Regions from separate parts of the Homo sapiens genome. Here all the other regions are linked to region 2. The links are chromatin contacts, found by Hi-C or POLR2A ChIA-PET in ENCODE. All regions are on one chromosome and are shown on one strand. Each heading gives the region's core, a stretch centred on a gene start or an enhancer-like site at or near the end of the contact. The rest is flanking DNA. Distances are from core to core; before and after follow the strand shown. Region 1 has its middle 23 kb from the start of RAD23B. Region 2 holds the start of ABITRAM (actin binding transcription modulator). Region 3 overlaps PALM2AKAP2 (PALM2 and AKAP2 fusion).

Region 1 (4,973 bases), core at 1,802-4,301, 1.7 Mb before region 2:
TGACCCCCCCCCACCTCCCTCCCGGATGGGGTGGCTGCTGGGCGGAGATGCTCCTCACTTCCCAGATGGGGTGGCTGCCGGGCGGAGAGGCTCCTCACTTCTCAGACGGGGCAGCTGCCGGGCGGAGGGGCTCCTCACTTCTCAGACGGGGTGGTTGCCAGGCAGAGGGTCTCCTCACTTCTCAGACGGGGCGGCCGGGCAGAGACGCTCCTCACCTCCCAGACGGGGTCTCGGCCGGGCAGAGGCGCTCCTCACATCCCAGATGGGGCGGCGGGGCAGAGGCGCTCCCCACATCTCAGACGATGGGCGGCCGGGCAGAGACGCTCCTCACTTCCTAGATGTGATGGCGGCTGGGAAGAGGTGCTCCTCACTTCCTAGATGGGATGGCGGCCGGGCGGAGACGCTCCTCACTTTCCAGACTGGGCAGCCAGGCAGAGGGGCTCCTCACATCCCAGACGATGGGCGGCCAGGCAGAGACACTCCTCACTTCCCAGACGGGGTGGCGGCCGGGCAGAGGCTGCAATCTCGGCACTTTGGGAGGCCAAGGCAGGCAGCTGGGAGGTGTAGGTTGTAGTGAGCCGAGATCACGCCACTGCACTCCAGCCTGGGCACCATTGAGCACTGAGTGAACGAGACTCCGTCTGCAATCCCGGCACCTCGGGAGGCCGAGGTTGGCGGATCACTCGCGGTTAGGGGCTGGAGACCGGCCCGGCCAACACAGCGAAACCCTGTCTCCACCAAAACCAGTCAGGCGTGGCGGCGCGTGCCTGCAATCGCAGGCACTCGGCAGACTGAGGCAGGAGAATCAGGCAGGGAGGATGCAGTGAGCCGAGATGGCAGCAGTACAGTCCAGCTTCGGCTCCGCATGAGAGGGAGACCGTGGGGAGAGGGAGAGCGAGAGGGAGACGGAGAGTGAGAGGGAGACGGAGAGGGAGAGGGAGAGGGAGAGGGAGAGGGAGAGGGATAAATCTTATTTATAAAAAGAGTTCATATTTCTGAATATCTCCTTAGGATTAATTCCTAGAAGTAGATTTATTATGTCAAAAACGATGACAGTTCTAAAGACCTTTTACACATATTGCCAAATAACTTTCCAGGAATACTGCCTATTTATATGTCTATAAGCAGCACAAGAAAATCTCCATCTCTTTGTATCTTTACTTACATTGAGTATTGCCACATTAATACAAATCCTGGCCAATTAAATAAGTCAAAAACTGTATCCCTTTGATATTTGAACTGATTAGCAAGATAACAATAAAGAGTATTATCTTACTATGTTACATATGAAAGATTATTGCAATTAAAGTAGTTTTTGCTTTGTTTTTTAATAGATATATTATAGATATTGATGTTATTAAGCCTTTTTTTTTTTTTTTTTGAGACAGAGTCTCCCTCTTGTCTCCCAGGCTGGAGTGCAATGGCTCAATCTCAGCTCACTGCAACCTCCGCCTCCCGAGTTCAAGCGATTCACTGGCTAATTTTTTATATTTTAGTAGAGACAGGGTTTCATCACCATGTTGGCCAGGCTGGTCTGGAACTCCTGACCTCAGGTGATCCTCCTTCCTGGCCTCCCAAAGTGCTGAGATTATAGGTGTGAGCCACTGCACCCAGCTTAAGTCTTTTAACTTTATAATTTATTCCTTATTTTGTGCTCAGAAAGCCATTGCCTATCTTGAGATAAGGTAAATACTCACCTCTACTTCTTGCTAGTTGTTTAAAGGTTTCATTTTTCACACGTAAGTCCCTCATCTGTTTGGAATGATTTTAGTCTATGGTATAGGATATAAATCCAACTGATTTTTTTTTCATTTAATTAATGGTCCCAATATAATGTAACCAAGTAATCTTCCTTTTCTTTATTTGATTGTCACTTTCATCACATAATCTTTTTCAATATTCAATTTGTTCCATTTTGTCCCAGCATCACCTTGTTTGGCATTTTCCAACTTCATATGAAGGTTAAATATTTAATAAGGCATATTGCCTCAAATTATTTCCTTGTAAGTTCCATATGTGATAACTAATATGTTGTTATCACTCCTGTTGAGTTTGAATACTGGTGAAGTGGAATGCTTTTTTATTTTTTATTTTTTGTCTATTTATCTATTTGAGATAGGATCTCGCTCTGTCACCTAGGCTGGAGTGAAATCGGACGATCATAGCTCACTGCAGCCTCGACCTCACCGACTTAAGCGATCTTCCAGTCTCAGCCTTGGAGTGCTTTTTCTTTTCTTTTCTTTTCTTTTTTTTTTGAAGCGGAATCTCACTCTGTTGCCCAGGCTGCAGTGCATTGGCACGATCTTGGCTCACTGCAACCTCCACCTCCTGGATTCAAGCGATTCTCCTGCCTCAGCCTCCTGAGTAGGTGGGACTACACGTGTGTGCCACCACTCCTGACTAATTTTTGTGTTTTTAGTAGAGATAGGGTTTCACCATGTTGGCCAGCCTGGTCTTGAACTCCTGACCTCAATTGATCCACCCGCCTCAGCCTCCCAAAGTGCTGGGATTATAGGCGTGAGCCACCGTACCCAGACGGAGTGCATTTCCAAATGTGTATTTATTGACCACTTGTATTTTTCATTTGTTTGTTGTCTGTCCATATAATTTGGCAAGTTTAGGGCACTCAATTTTTTTTACTGATTTGTAATCACACTCTATTAATTGAACATAGCACATGGTTTATCTTTGTCTTTATTTTAATTTTTCATAGCTGGAATATTTGACCCACCTATAACTGGCCGAATTTCTGCATTAGGAACTTGCTATTATTGGAGCATCCATTCTTTTCCCACTGATTTGAAATGTCACTTTTATCGCCTTGTGTTTATAACTCTAAGATCAGGCTGCTGCCATTCATACACCACAAACCTCTTTACCACGGTTTTCTATAAGGTTGTGAGTGAACTGGAACAGTGGCCTTTAACACATGGTAAATGGCATATAAGTGATAGCTCTTATTATTGCACTGGCTAAAAGATCTCTCCCTTTGTGGTTTTGTTTGTTTCCACTTCCCCCTTTATTTGGTGAGAACAACAAGCTCAGTAAGGCTCAACCTTTGCTCTTTGAATCGGTTCAGTTACTCACCTCCCTAGAGGCAGTTTAGAAACTCCCTCGAGCAGAATAAATGAAGCTCTCCTAATTCTTTGTTTTGATGTTTCTGCCCACACCCACACTCCTGACACTGTCAAATATTCCAGCCTCTGACTTTGGGATCCTAAGAGATGCTGTGGGATTTAACTGCGGAGGTGACACATTCAATGTATAATGGTAACCTGAAGGGGCACTGATCCCACTGAACTCCTTAGCTCCCAGCTTAGGAACTGACTGTGGCAAATTTCAGTTAGCAAGTACATCTAGCACAGTGAAGGCTAGCAATTTCTGAAGTCCTTCAGTTCACTTCCCAGCCCCTAGTTCTGTGAATTGCCTCAGGGCTGGCTCCTAACAGCTGTGCCTGGGCTCTGAGCTTGGAATTTTCTTCTTTGAACTCATACAGAAAAATTTACGTGTTTTCTTTTTTTTCTGTCAATCTATTTCCAGATGCTTTATAGCTTTCAGAACTATAGCTGAGTACAATCTACCAAAAACGTAGTGGTTTAAAACAACAATTTATTATTATCTTATGAGCCTCTGTGTTGACTGAGTTTAGCTGAGCTGTTCTTCTGGTCTCACTTCTGGTCTCTCATGCAGTCATAGATAGCAGCTAGGACGGCAGTCCTCTGGAGGCTGTGCTGCATGGAGACATCCAAGATGACTTCTCTCACATGTCTAGCAACTTGATGCTTCTCCACATGGCCTGTCTCCTCATCCTTAGGGGTATCTCATCCTCCAGGGTTTCTACACATGACCACTTTCTACAGCGTGGTAGCTGGATGCATACATTATGGTCCGCTTTCATGAGTGCAAAAAAGGAAGGTGCCAGGACTTTTAAAGGCTTAAATCCAAAATGCTACAGCATCACTGTCACTGCATTTTATTGATTAAAGTCCACCTGCAATATGGGAGGAGACTACACAGAGGAATAAGTACCAACAAGCGTGGTTCACTGGGATCATTTTTGTATAACTATCACATCACTTTGTTTTGGTTTCCAAAGCTGTTGTGTTTTGGGACGTTTTTTGAAATTACTTCAAAAAGATTTAGAGGAGAAAAAAATGAACTCAGTTTTAATTCACCATCTTAAAGTGGGAATCCAGTATTTGTTTTGAAAATGGCTGTAGAAATTATTTTTTGGTATTTGTGTTATTCTCTTTTTACTATGTGCATTGTGTAATACAACATATACAATAATCTCATTTTCTAATCCTGTCAACATCACTTAATTGAAAAAATATGGTTTTCTTTGAAAATAAAATCTCTCAGAATAAGAATATATTCAATTCTTTAATTCAATAAACATTTAAAAAAATCCCTTATATGCTGGGTCCTATAATCAAGGTACAGAGTGACTAATATTTTCAATTTGATTCAATGATCAGTAATCATAAAGCATTCTTTTTTTTAAAAGTACATTAAGCTCTTATTAAATTTATGGAACTATAGGGGTATAAAGGATTTTAAGGCAGTGTTGTCCTCAGGGAGCCTTAAAATAGGAATAGTTATTAAATGTAATAAAAATGAACATGTTGTGCACACACAAAAGACATTCTTGGGCCCTTATCTAACACCACATACAAAAATTAATTCAATATGGATCAAAGACCTAAAGATCTAAAACTAAAAAACTTTTAGACAAAAACATAGCATAAAGATTCATGACATTGGCTTTGACAATGATTTCTCAGATATGAACAAAAACCACAGACAACAAAGAAAAAAAATAAATTGGACTTCAAAATTTTTGAAATTTGGACATCAAAGGACACTGTCACCAGAGTAAAAAAGCAACTCAAAGAATGGACTAAAGTATTTGAAAAATCACATATCTGATAAGGGAGTAATATTCAAAATATAGGAAGTTGTAAAACTCAACA
Region 2 (5,053 bases), core at 1,737-4,236:
TTATGTTCTTTTTAGGAGAGGCAAGATTCTCAACTTTAGAATGTTTTCTTCAAAAAAGATGTAATATCAGTTATTCCTTTGGGAAAGTTGAAAGAACAAATGAATGGGGAAACATTTTATTTTTGCATATTAGGACATCTTTATAAAATCATGAGGAAAAACAAAAGGGTATCCCACTGATTAGCACTATTTGAAAATCCATTTTTATATACTGGCAGTTGAAGAGAATCTGAAATGACTTTAATATTCACCAGGTCTATTCATTTATAAACTGGTTTTATACATTCATAAAAAAACTGAAATCAAAGATAGAAAAGCATTTACTGTTCTAAAGGGGAAGAGAAAATACTGGGACATGACAACAATTTACTTCAAAATGATGACCAACATTTCAAGGACCCTGATGACCTGACATAACTACTTCCAGTAACTTTGTTCTTCTGGCCAGGCTTTTCCCAGGACAATATAAAACGTGAGAAAAGAGTGCTAAACAAGACATCTACTTTGGTCTGGCAAAATCAGGCTTGCTTAAATGCATAACATTACCTAAGTAGGGGAAAAAAATGTTACTGTGCTAGTTATTTATATTCAGATCCCTTTAAGGCTTATGATTGTAAGTCCCTAACTTATGTTAGGGGTAGCAATTACAAGGACCACACCGGTCTTATTGTCACTTTAATCCAAGGAGACTTCTCTCATCTTGGCACCCCACATATGTATGACATAGAAAGAATAAAGATGAATCAATCCTAATAGTACACAGAAGATAATGTCAAGTGTCATAGGAATTATATAATATATAATGTGGGATAAGAGAAAGGTAAGTTTATATATGATGGAAGTGAGGAAGACAATGATTTTAGTAAGTTTTGGTGACAATTATATTCAAGAACTGCTAGAAATTACTTGAACCTCTAACATATCATGCAGGTTTTTTTGTTTTTTGAGACGGAGTTTCGCTCTTATTGCCCAGGCTGGGGTGCAATGGCGCGATCTCGGCTCACCGCAACATCTGCCTCCCGGGTTCAAGCGATTCTCCTGCCTCAGCCTCCGGAGTAGCTGGGATTACAGGCGCCCGGCACCATGCCCAGTTAATTTTTGTATTTTTAGTAGAGACAGGGTTTCACCATGTTGGCCAGGCTGTTCTTGAACTCCTAACCTCAAGTGATCCACCCGCCTCTGCCTCCCAAAGTGCTGGGATTACAGGCCTGAGCCACCGTGCCTGGCTGCGTTTTTCATCTTTAAACATCATAAAAACGCCTCAAAACTAGTTTCTCTGAAATTTCACACCCATCAGCCTTATTCCCTTATCTTCTCGGAGGAAGACTTCCCTCCACTTCTTTCCAGGCTAGGAAAGGAATATCCTCCATATTGCCACAGGACCTAGGCCTATTAGTACTCTTTCTTGGACATCTGCAACCTCCAACCTTCCTGCCTCCACTGATTCAAACTCTTCGCAGTTCTTAAATGTGCTAAAGATCCCTCCACACCAAAGGTCAATCGTGGATTCTCTCTTAATTTCCTGATAACTGCTTCATTTTCTTCCCTTGCTCCTTCGACTATCCACCTCTTGGCTAGACATCACATGCATGATTACATATACCAGGTAGATCACCAATACGCTGATTAGGCCTAAATGCCTAGCCCTGACTGAATTAGCCCAAACTTACCACTAAACCCACATTTTCAACCTCCTGATAGAATCACAAGCATGTCTCACATGCACATCAAATGCGACCTGGAAAGCAAAGAACTTGCTATTCTTCCCCCAAATGACAGTTCCCACTATTTGGGGACAGACCATTTCTACTCTATGTCCCCAAGCTGAAAAACTGTCTTTGCTGCCTTTTTGCTTACTCTTCATACGGATCTATTCATTGATTAGTTCCGTGGCTGTCAATATACAGTTGAATTCTTTACGATCCGGTTTGTGGCCTACATCCAACACCGACTGAGCACTTGCTAAGTACTGGGATCTGAAGATTACTCAGCCACTGTCTCCACGGAGATCATCGTTAACGGGAGAGAAAGCCACGTAAAACACCACGTTAGATGGAGAAGCACAGAGGACACCACCTCCACGAAAAAGTCTCACACGCGAGAAAGGACCCGCACCACAGCACCCGAGCCTCTATTAACCGCCGCCTTCCATCGTGAATTAATACTCTCGCTTTCAGCGTTATTATCAACCCCCTGCAAGCAATCAAGAGGCTGGGTTAAGTCCGGCTGGAGGGGCAGCAGGCATCCCTGGGCTGTCGCGCCTCCCAGCGCCCCCGATGGAGCAGGTGGCAAGGCTGCAAAAAGAATTTAAGGCTCTAGGAAAGAGGTGGTGCAGCCCGCACTCCAGTCCCCGGCCCGCAGCAGGCAGAGGAGGCTCCGGGTCTCCTTCACCCGGACACCGCCGGCGGAGAGGTCCACTCCCGTGCCCCTACCCTGGATGGATCGCTTACCTGAGGACCCCCAAACAGAGGTGCGTCCGGCCTCGCCTCCCCAGCCACGCGCAGCCGGCTACCCAGAGTCAGCTCCCACAGTCCGCACCCAGAGTCGGCTCCGAATTGCGCACGCGTCTCTGTCCGCGGCTCCCGCTCTCTCTCCGACGGCACTAGGCCTCCAAGGATGGAGGCGCCCTCCAGGGGAAAACGCTGAAGCGCTGCAAAGAAGCCAGCGACTCAATGGGTGCGTCAACTAGGCAGCCGCAGCACTGGGAGTGCGGCGCGGGAGTGACGTCACCAGGCGGAGGGGGCGAGGCCGGGCCCGCTTCTGGTCACTTACGGCGGCCGGCCTTCTTTGTAGGCCTGGCACCGTAGAGGTAGAGGAGCTACATTGGCCGCGTCCCCTGTCCCTCTGCCCTCTTGCCCATCTGCCCAAACTTTTGTATTTGATCTCTGTTTTGATGTCGAACCCCAAAGCACTGTAATTGGGGGGGGCGGGGGGGGGGGTGGAACCTGCGGACCTGAGAGCAGCGCGCGTGCGCACGACACGCGCTGTGCGCCGGAAGAGCACGCCCAGTCCGGGCTGCGCGGAGGAAGCGCTGGGGTCCCGGAGGGCGGGGGTGGCGGCGCCGGAGGTCGCCATGGCTACCGAGCCCGAAGCCGCGGAGCCGGTGGTGCCTTCGCTCGTGGATCGATACTTCACTCGCTGGTACAAACCGGGTAAGTGCGGAGTGATGTTGATCCCTCCTTGGCCGCACTGGCCTAATGCTGTGTAGACTATGTTGACAGATCATAAGCCACGCGCGCTCTCCCTGGCTCTCCGTCCCCACGTCAGAAGGCACTGGACTTCTGTGTTCCGTCTAGCCCCAGGGAATGGCATTTGCAAAGACCTGGTGGCCTGAAATACTTCAGGGCGCATTCTGGGGCCGGCGATTGCAGTGCGAGCTCTAGGGTGTTGCTCGCAGTAAGATGAGTACTCTAAACGGAGGCCCCAAAGGTAGGCGGAGGGCTAGGTTGCAACAGTCCTTAAGTGCCTGGAGGGATTGAGGGGCTCACTCTCACAGGGAGTAGCGATACATAAAATTATTTAAATGATCAGATCGAAACTAAGGTAGAGGCAGTAGGGATGGCGAGAAGAGGGTGGGTTAGATTAGAGACATTTAGAAAGAAGAAGAATCTATACATTTACCTTAAGAGACGCCATCTGCCACTTAGAAGTAGGTATTCTTTTTGTACTGTTTTGTGTAAGCAGAACCAGTGGTGGGAGCATCGTTGGGGACTCTCCTTTCTTCCTTTCATTCAGTGATAATGGTTATACTCAGTTTAAAAAATATATATTGTAGCATATTTTCTGTTGGCCAAACATAGGGTGACCAACCTGTCCTAGTTCACCCATGACTGAGGGGTTTCCCAGAATGTCGGACTTGCACCAACATCAGGACAGTCCTGGAAACCACCAACAAAAAATATATATCATAAAGAACGGGATGCTAATTGCATTTTCCTAGCAAAAATACTACGTGTACTCATTTTGAAGTGAGTGTAAAGTAAGATGGAGCAAGGAGTTAATTACCTTAATGTTGAATAAATTATTCTATCTGGGCCAGATCTCTTTAAATACTTTCTAGGAAACCTTTAGGTATGTCTTTTTGAGTAATGAAGGGATACCCGTGATCAGCATGCAGCATGTATGTGTCCAGTCTTCATTATCAACTATATGACCCAAAGAAAGTACCACATAGTGGTAGTAAATATTGATTTCAGCCACCAACAGACTCATGTATTCTTCTAGATGTCAAAGGAAAATTTTGTGAGGACCACTGTATACTACAGCACTCTAACCGGTAAGCAAATTGGGAATTTTAAATTATCAAAAATTTTTTTTTCCTGGTATTGTAGCCTGGTATGGTCTTGTGGTCTTGGATTGAACAAATGTTCACTAAACAAACATGCATTAATTATCTTCTACTGTGTTGAAATGGTATTATTATAGGAGTTTGTTTGGCAAGAATGAGTATTCCAGTGCCTGGCCACTCTGAACATATAAATTTGATTACTCAAACATCCAAATGGAGGACCACATCATCAGCTGCTACTTGAAGTGGCCAGTCTGTGCCCAACTACTGAACTGTTCAGAGCCCACAGAAAGGGCTACGGTAGAGACATGTATGGTATCTCGTATACACAGGCATGCCTTATTTCTTTGTCTTCTACCCCAGTGCTACCTACCTAAAGACCTCTGGTACTCTTCCCTTTCCTGGGAAAGAAATTCAATCTTGTTTTCTCTTTTATTATTGTATTCTCTATTCTACAGTTATGCCCCAATAGTAGCCAAAGGAAAAAGGGGGAAGATGATAGTTTGACTAAACAAATACCAGTTCATACATTCTTGTTCCAATAGGAGTTATGGGAGGAAAAATTATTCCAAGCAATCACACAGGATCAACTTTTTCTCCTTGTAGAATATGTGTCATCACATTGGCAGAATCTCATCCAGTTCTTCAAAGTGGAAAAACAATTAAAAGCATTTCCTATCAGATCAGTACCAACTGTAGCAGACTTCAGAACAAGGTCTCTGGGAAATTTAAGCGGGTATGTTCCTGTAATTCTGTGATTATCTA
Region 3 (4,710 bases), core at 1,383-3,882, 1.2 Mb after region 2:
AAAATACAATTTTCTTCCTGTTCATGCCTGGAAATCTTTGGAGTATTGCTTGGCTGGCCAACCTCCAAGTTCATGATCGGGGAGAAGGCTGACACGTGACTCTGAGCAGCCAAACTAGACAATTCATGGCTAGGGTCAGAACTCCTGGCTTCAGTGGTTTTGTGAATGGAGGTGTTACCAAGTTCCTGCGGCACATTTCATATTTCATGCCAGAAGAAGTGACTCCACTAGTTTGTTGTGTGACTCAGATTGATGATTGGATACTAGGTGATGAAAAATATAATTTTTAACTTCTCTGGTAGAAATCATGCTGGTGGCATGCTGGAATCCTAAAACCTTAAAGCAAATAAAATCCACTGAGAGCCAAGATGTGGTAAGGAAGGAGAAATCTTCTAATTCTTTCCATACAAAAGTTATCTAGACAGAAACCCCATCCCCCTGGTGTGGAAATGCTATTTGTTTTTGCTTTTAGTGCTTTTGCTTTTAAAAGATGGACAATGAATGATAGAAGTTCTGTTTTGAAAAGGATATAGTCATTGTTAATGACCGGGTATCTAGAAATTATCTTGTTGGTTCTTATTTTACTTTTTTTTTTTTTTTTTTTTTGAGGCAGAGTCTTGCTCTGTCTCCCAGGCTGGAGTGCAATGGGGCAAACTCGGCTCACTGCAACCTCCACCTCCCAGGTTCAAGTGATTCTCCTGCCTCAGCCTCCTGAATAGCTGGGATTACAGGTGTCCATCACCATGCCCAGCTAAATTTTTTGTTTGTTTGTTTTTTGTATTTTTAGTAGAGACAGAGTTTCATCATGTTGGCCAGGCTGGTCTCCAACTCCTGATCCGCCTCAGGTGATCCGCCCGCCTTGGCCTCCCAAAGTGCTAGGATTACAGGCATGAGCCACTGCACCTGGCCCTTATTTGACTTTTAAAGGAAGAAGCTCCACTTAAATAGAATTTGAGTGACATTTGTTTATACAGAGGTGAATAAAAATGTATAGTCCCTGCTCTCAGGGAACTTAATGGTTCAGTAAGAGAAACAACATTAAACAAATGAGGCAATTTTATGACAGAGAAGCACAGAGACCTGTAGGAGCACAAACAAGGAAGACCATATCATTTGGAGGATAAAGAAAGTCTTCCTTCCTTAGGAAATTACTGTCTAAGCTGAGAACTGAAGGGGTAAAGTTGGGCTCAGGGTGTAGGGGAGAAGGAAGGGCACCTAAGAGAGGCTCAAAAGGAATAGAGAACTTGGCACATTTGAGATATTTAAGAGTAAGTTAATGGAAGAGATTTAAAACAAAACAGAAATAGATTTGGAGCCAGACAACCAAGAGCTCTATCAATCATGTTAAGGGTTGTAGACTTTAGAGTTTACCCTATGGTCAGTGAGAAGCCAGTGAGAGTTTTTAAAGGAGTAATTATCTGAACACAACCCCAAGCTGTCCTGCCTTCACTGTGAGTTGATGGACTAAATGTCTTCCTATTGTAATGCATCCATTTCATAGGCTTGGATTGAGCTCTTCCTGCTTATGAGCACTTCCGAAGGCAGGCGCCATCTTGGTGAACACCCTGTATGTTATGTGAGGGGCCATGCTCCCAATAGTGTGTGCATGTGTGCCCTCTGCTGATGGCACTTAGAATTAGAGACTAAAAGGAAGAAGGCCAGGGGTGGTGGTGCATGCCTGTAATCCCAGCACTTTTGGAGGTGGAGGCAAGAGGATTGCTTAAGTTTGAGACAAGCCTGGGCAACATAGCAAGTCCCCATCTCTTAAAAAAAAAAAAAAAAAGAAAAATTACCTGAGTGTGGTGACACATGCCTGTTGTCCCAGCTACTTGGGAAGCTGAGGCAAGAAGTTTGCTTGAGCCCAGGTGTTCAAGGCTGCAGTGAGCTGTGATCGAACCATTGTACTCCAGGCTGGGCAGCAAAGTGCCAAAAAAAAAAAAAAAAAAAAAGGAGAGAGAGAGAATAAAGGAAGCACCTTTGCAGGTACATGAGCCTGATTTGAAGGGGTAACTCACACAGTGCTGTAAAACACCCTTGAGGAAAGAATTAGGGGGTGGGATATCCAAACATTGTATTGAAGTTGCAGTTCAAGACCTTTTCAAATGTCTTTTCATATTGGGGTTGCCAACAGTTCTCACTTTAGTATCTGTGTCTATTATTAGATATCCTGGTTTCACTTCCAAGTTCTAAGTATGCCAGAGAAACCCAGTTAGGTGATGATTTGTTTGGTTTTTTGAGAGTTTCTGTTTTCATGCCAGATGTTGAATTTATTTACCAAGTCAGATCATTCACCCCGTGAGACCTACATTATGGAGAGTGGCAAAAGAGAAGGTGTAGTTTGCTATTAAGTTCCATAACTTGGGGTATCTGTTCATGTCTTCTAATTTGTGGAAAGATGTGATAGTTATAAATGTTACTTTTGTAAGCTGTACAGGAAGTGTTGACTTCTGCTGCTGTCTGTTTAGATAAGATTAGACATGAGGTGATCATTACATTATTATAAAGATTCTTAACTGGGTCTCTGTTCTTTCCCCTTCATTATCTGCAAATATCACAAAGGAAAGTCTTAGGAAAAATATGTTTGCGACTGTCCACACATTCTTCATGAAGCAGAGCTTGGTGGAGTGTGCCATGCTAAATTAGAGCCACATGAGGCACAGTTTCATTTGAGGTGCCCTCATTGCTCCATGGGGGAAGTCCCTGTGTCAGCATCTGACAGAAGGATTGATGATGAGAGAGCTCTCCATCAGTAGTACACAGTGCCTCTCTTTCCTGCAAGGCAGGCACCAACTGTGCAGCTTGTAGGAGCCCTTCTGGCTGTGTGAAGCTAGCTAAAGCTTATTGTGGAGTGTCCACAGATGGTTATTGTCCACCACCATATTTCTAGAACATTCTCTGGTTACAAAAGTCTAATCATGGTAGTTACAATTTATCAAGGCCTTAAAGCTGCATATAATACTAGTTATTTCACACTTGTCATTTCTTATTTTCTCACTGAATCCTCCCAACAGCCCTCTAAGATACAAATTACCTCAACTCTTGAGGCCGGATATATTTCTAGATTCAGACTTTTTCTGATTTTAGAGAATTTATAAAGTATATACTATTATTTAGAAAAGTAATACAATGAACATACTATTATTTAACACAACTGGCAGGTTCTGGGTCAACACCCTGTGATCAAATTAAATTTCTACTCTAAAACTTGAGAAGAAGAATTAGTTACATTAAGTGGGTAAAGACTAGGAGACCTTCATGTCAGCTCATGTCAGGTTTTGCTGCCAAATAAGTTATGAAAAATCTTTCTTTTCAGAGTTTTTTGGATTTGGGAATTATATATGAAGAGTTGTGGACCTGTAATAATATTCTTTTTCAAAGAATTACTACTAGAGCCCAGAGAGATTAAGTTGCCCAAGGTCACTCAGCTTGAAAATGGGAGAGCCTGGTTTCAAACTCAGGCTCTCATTTGTCTCCAAAATCCATCTTCTTTCCCCTACCTTCTCCTTCCCATTTGTTGAGCCTGCTCTATGAGGTATACAGTAATAGCTTCTCTCTCCAACCTGTAGCTCAGGTTCCCTCTACCCTTTCCCAATCTTATGCCCAACCCCTGCATTTTCCTGGGTCCTTCTTGATCCTCCTTTTAGGAGCCACTGTGGCTCTGCAATCCTTCTTTTGCGGTGGCCTGGGTGTATAAATTTGACTCTCAGGGGCCATGAAACAGTGCTTCCCTAGTGACCCAGGATGATTCCTTTCTGCTTTCAGAACTCAATTCCAATGCCCCAAATTACAGTAGGCAAAAGCACTCGGGCTGTCCAAAGATCTGAGCGGATAGCCAAGGGACTAACTTAGTCCACATCAGCCATCTAGCCTAGCTGCTCTTGTGAGTTCTTTTTGAAAGTTATTTCCCAGGAAGAAGCTCTGCCATTTACTCCAGAAACAGGTTCATTCCTTGAAAACTTCGAAAGAACTGGGTACTCAAGCAAGGAAGAAATTTTTAAATTTGAGGATGAGCAGGGATAAGTGTTCATTATTCTGTTAACTAAACATGAACATTTTTGGTGTACTAGGGTCAAAGTCAACTAAGTTAGTTGACTGGTGATCATTGAGCACCATGACTACGTACTGTTCTCCTTGCCTTTTAAAAATTGATCTTTCTGCCTTGGCCCAGACTTCCCTGTGTTCTCTTTATCTAAATCCAGCAAGTATGTTTTCTTGAAAAATGCATGCCATTTGGAAAGGAATTGGTAAGAAAAGACTATGTTGAAGCTATGTTTGGCAAGGGGTGAAGGTGTGCAATGAAATCAGGACTTTTCAAAGTATAGAATTCCACATTCTCTTTAGATATTACCCTTAAAGGCTTGGAAAAGACAACTGCCATGGTTAAACCTGCCTGTCAGCCTCACTCTTCTTTTTTTTTTTTTTTTTTTTTTTTTGAGATGGAGTCTCGTTCTGTCGCCCAGTCTGGAGTGCAGTGGCGCTATCTCGGCTCACTGCAAGCTCTGCCTCCCAGGTTCACGCCATTCTCCTGCCTCAGCCTCCCGAGTAGCTGGGACTACAGGTGCCCACCACCGCGTCCAGCTAATTTTTTGTATTTTTAGTAGAGATGGGGTTTCACCGTGTTAGCCAGGATGGTCTCAATCTCCTGACCTTGTTATCCACCTGCCTCGGCCTCCCAAAGTGCTGGGATTTGGGATTACAGGCGTGAGCCAC

Evidence for each region. A loop is a pair of places that touch in the nucleus more often than their neighbours do. ChIA-PET counts read pairs that join two places held with the same protein, here RNA polymerase II (POLR2A). Pooled maps may share reads with other maps.
Region 1: a pooled map shows a loop between it and region 2 (4-fold over the local background). The contact joins the enhancer-like site here to the promoter of ABITRAM in region 2. A Hi-C loop is called at or near these places in 2 of 50 pooled maps.
Region 3: a loop to region 2 is called in a map of naive thymus-derived CD4-positive, alpha-beta T cell, with 6 times the contacts of the local background. The contact joins the enhancer-like site here to the promoter of ABITRAM in region 2. A Hi-C loop is called at or near these places in 1 of 168 maps with a recorded cell type or tissue (naive thymus-derived CD4-positive, alpha-beta T cell) and 6 of 50 pooled maps. POLR2A ChIA-PET finds 5 or more read pairs at or near these places in 1 of 52 experiments (activated T-cell).

The regions. Positions count from the first base shown.
Region 1 is chr9:107,257,605-107,262,577 of GRCh38, forward strand. No RefSeq gene overlaps it. Among named protein-coding and RNA genes, the nearest start is that of RAD23B, 23 kb to the right of the region's middle. RefSeq lists an enhancer at 804-1,343. Within about 2 kb of position 3,052, at least 3 of the 41 ENCODE cell types and tissues checked have a DNase peak (open chromatin) inside an H3K27ac peak, as active enhancers do.
Region 2 is chr9:108,931,414-108,936,466 of GRCh38, forward strand. ABITRAM (actin binding transcription modulator) reads left to right here and starts at 2,987. Exons shown (of 6, transcript NM_017832.4): 1 at 2,987-3,152; 2 at 4,225-4,276; 3 at 4,895-5,024. The coding sequence starts at 3,074. It overlaps ELP1 (elongator acetyltransferase complex subunit 1), which reads right to left and starts at 2,711. Exons shown (of 37, transcript NM_003640.5): 1 at 2,451-2,711. RefSeq lists an enhancer at 1,954-2,183 and a silencer at 2,934-3,213.
Region 3 is chr9:110,141,484-110,146,193 of GRCh38, forward strand. All of the region lies in intron 8 of PALM2AKAP2 (PALM2 and AKAP2 fusion), which reads left to right. Among named protein-coding and RNA genes, the nearest start is that of C9orf152, 64 kb to the right of the region's middle. Within about 2 kb of position 2,633, at least 7 of the 41 ENCODE cell types and tissues checked have a DNase peak (open chromatin) inside an H3K27ac peak, as active enhancers do.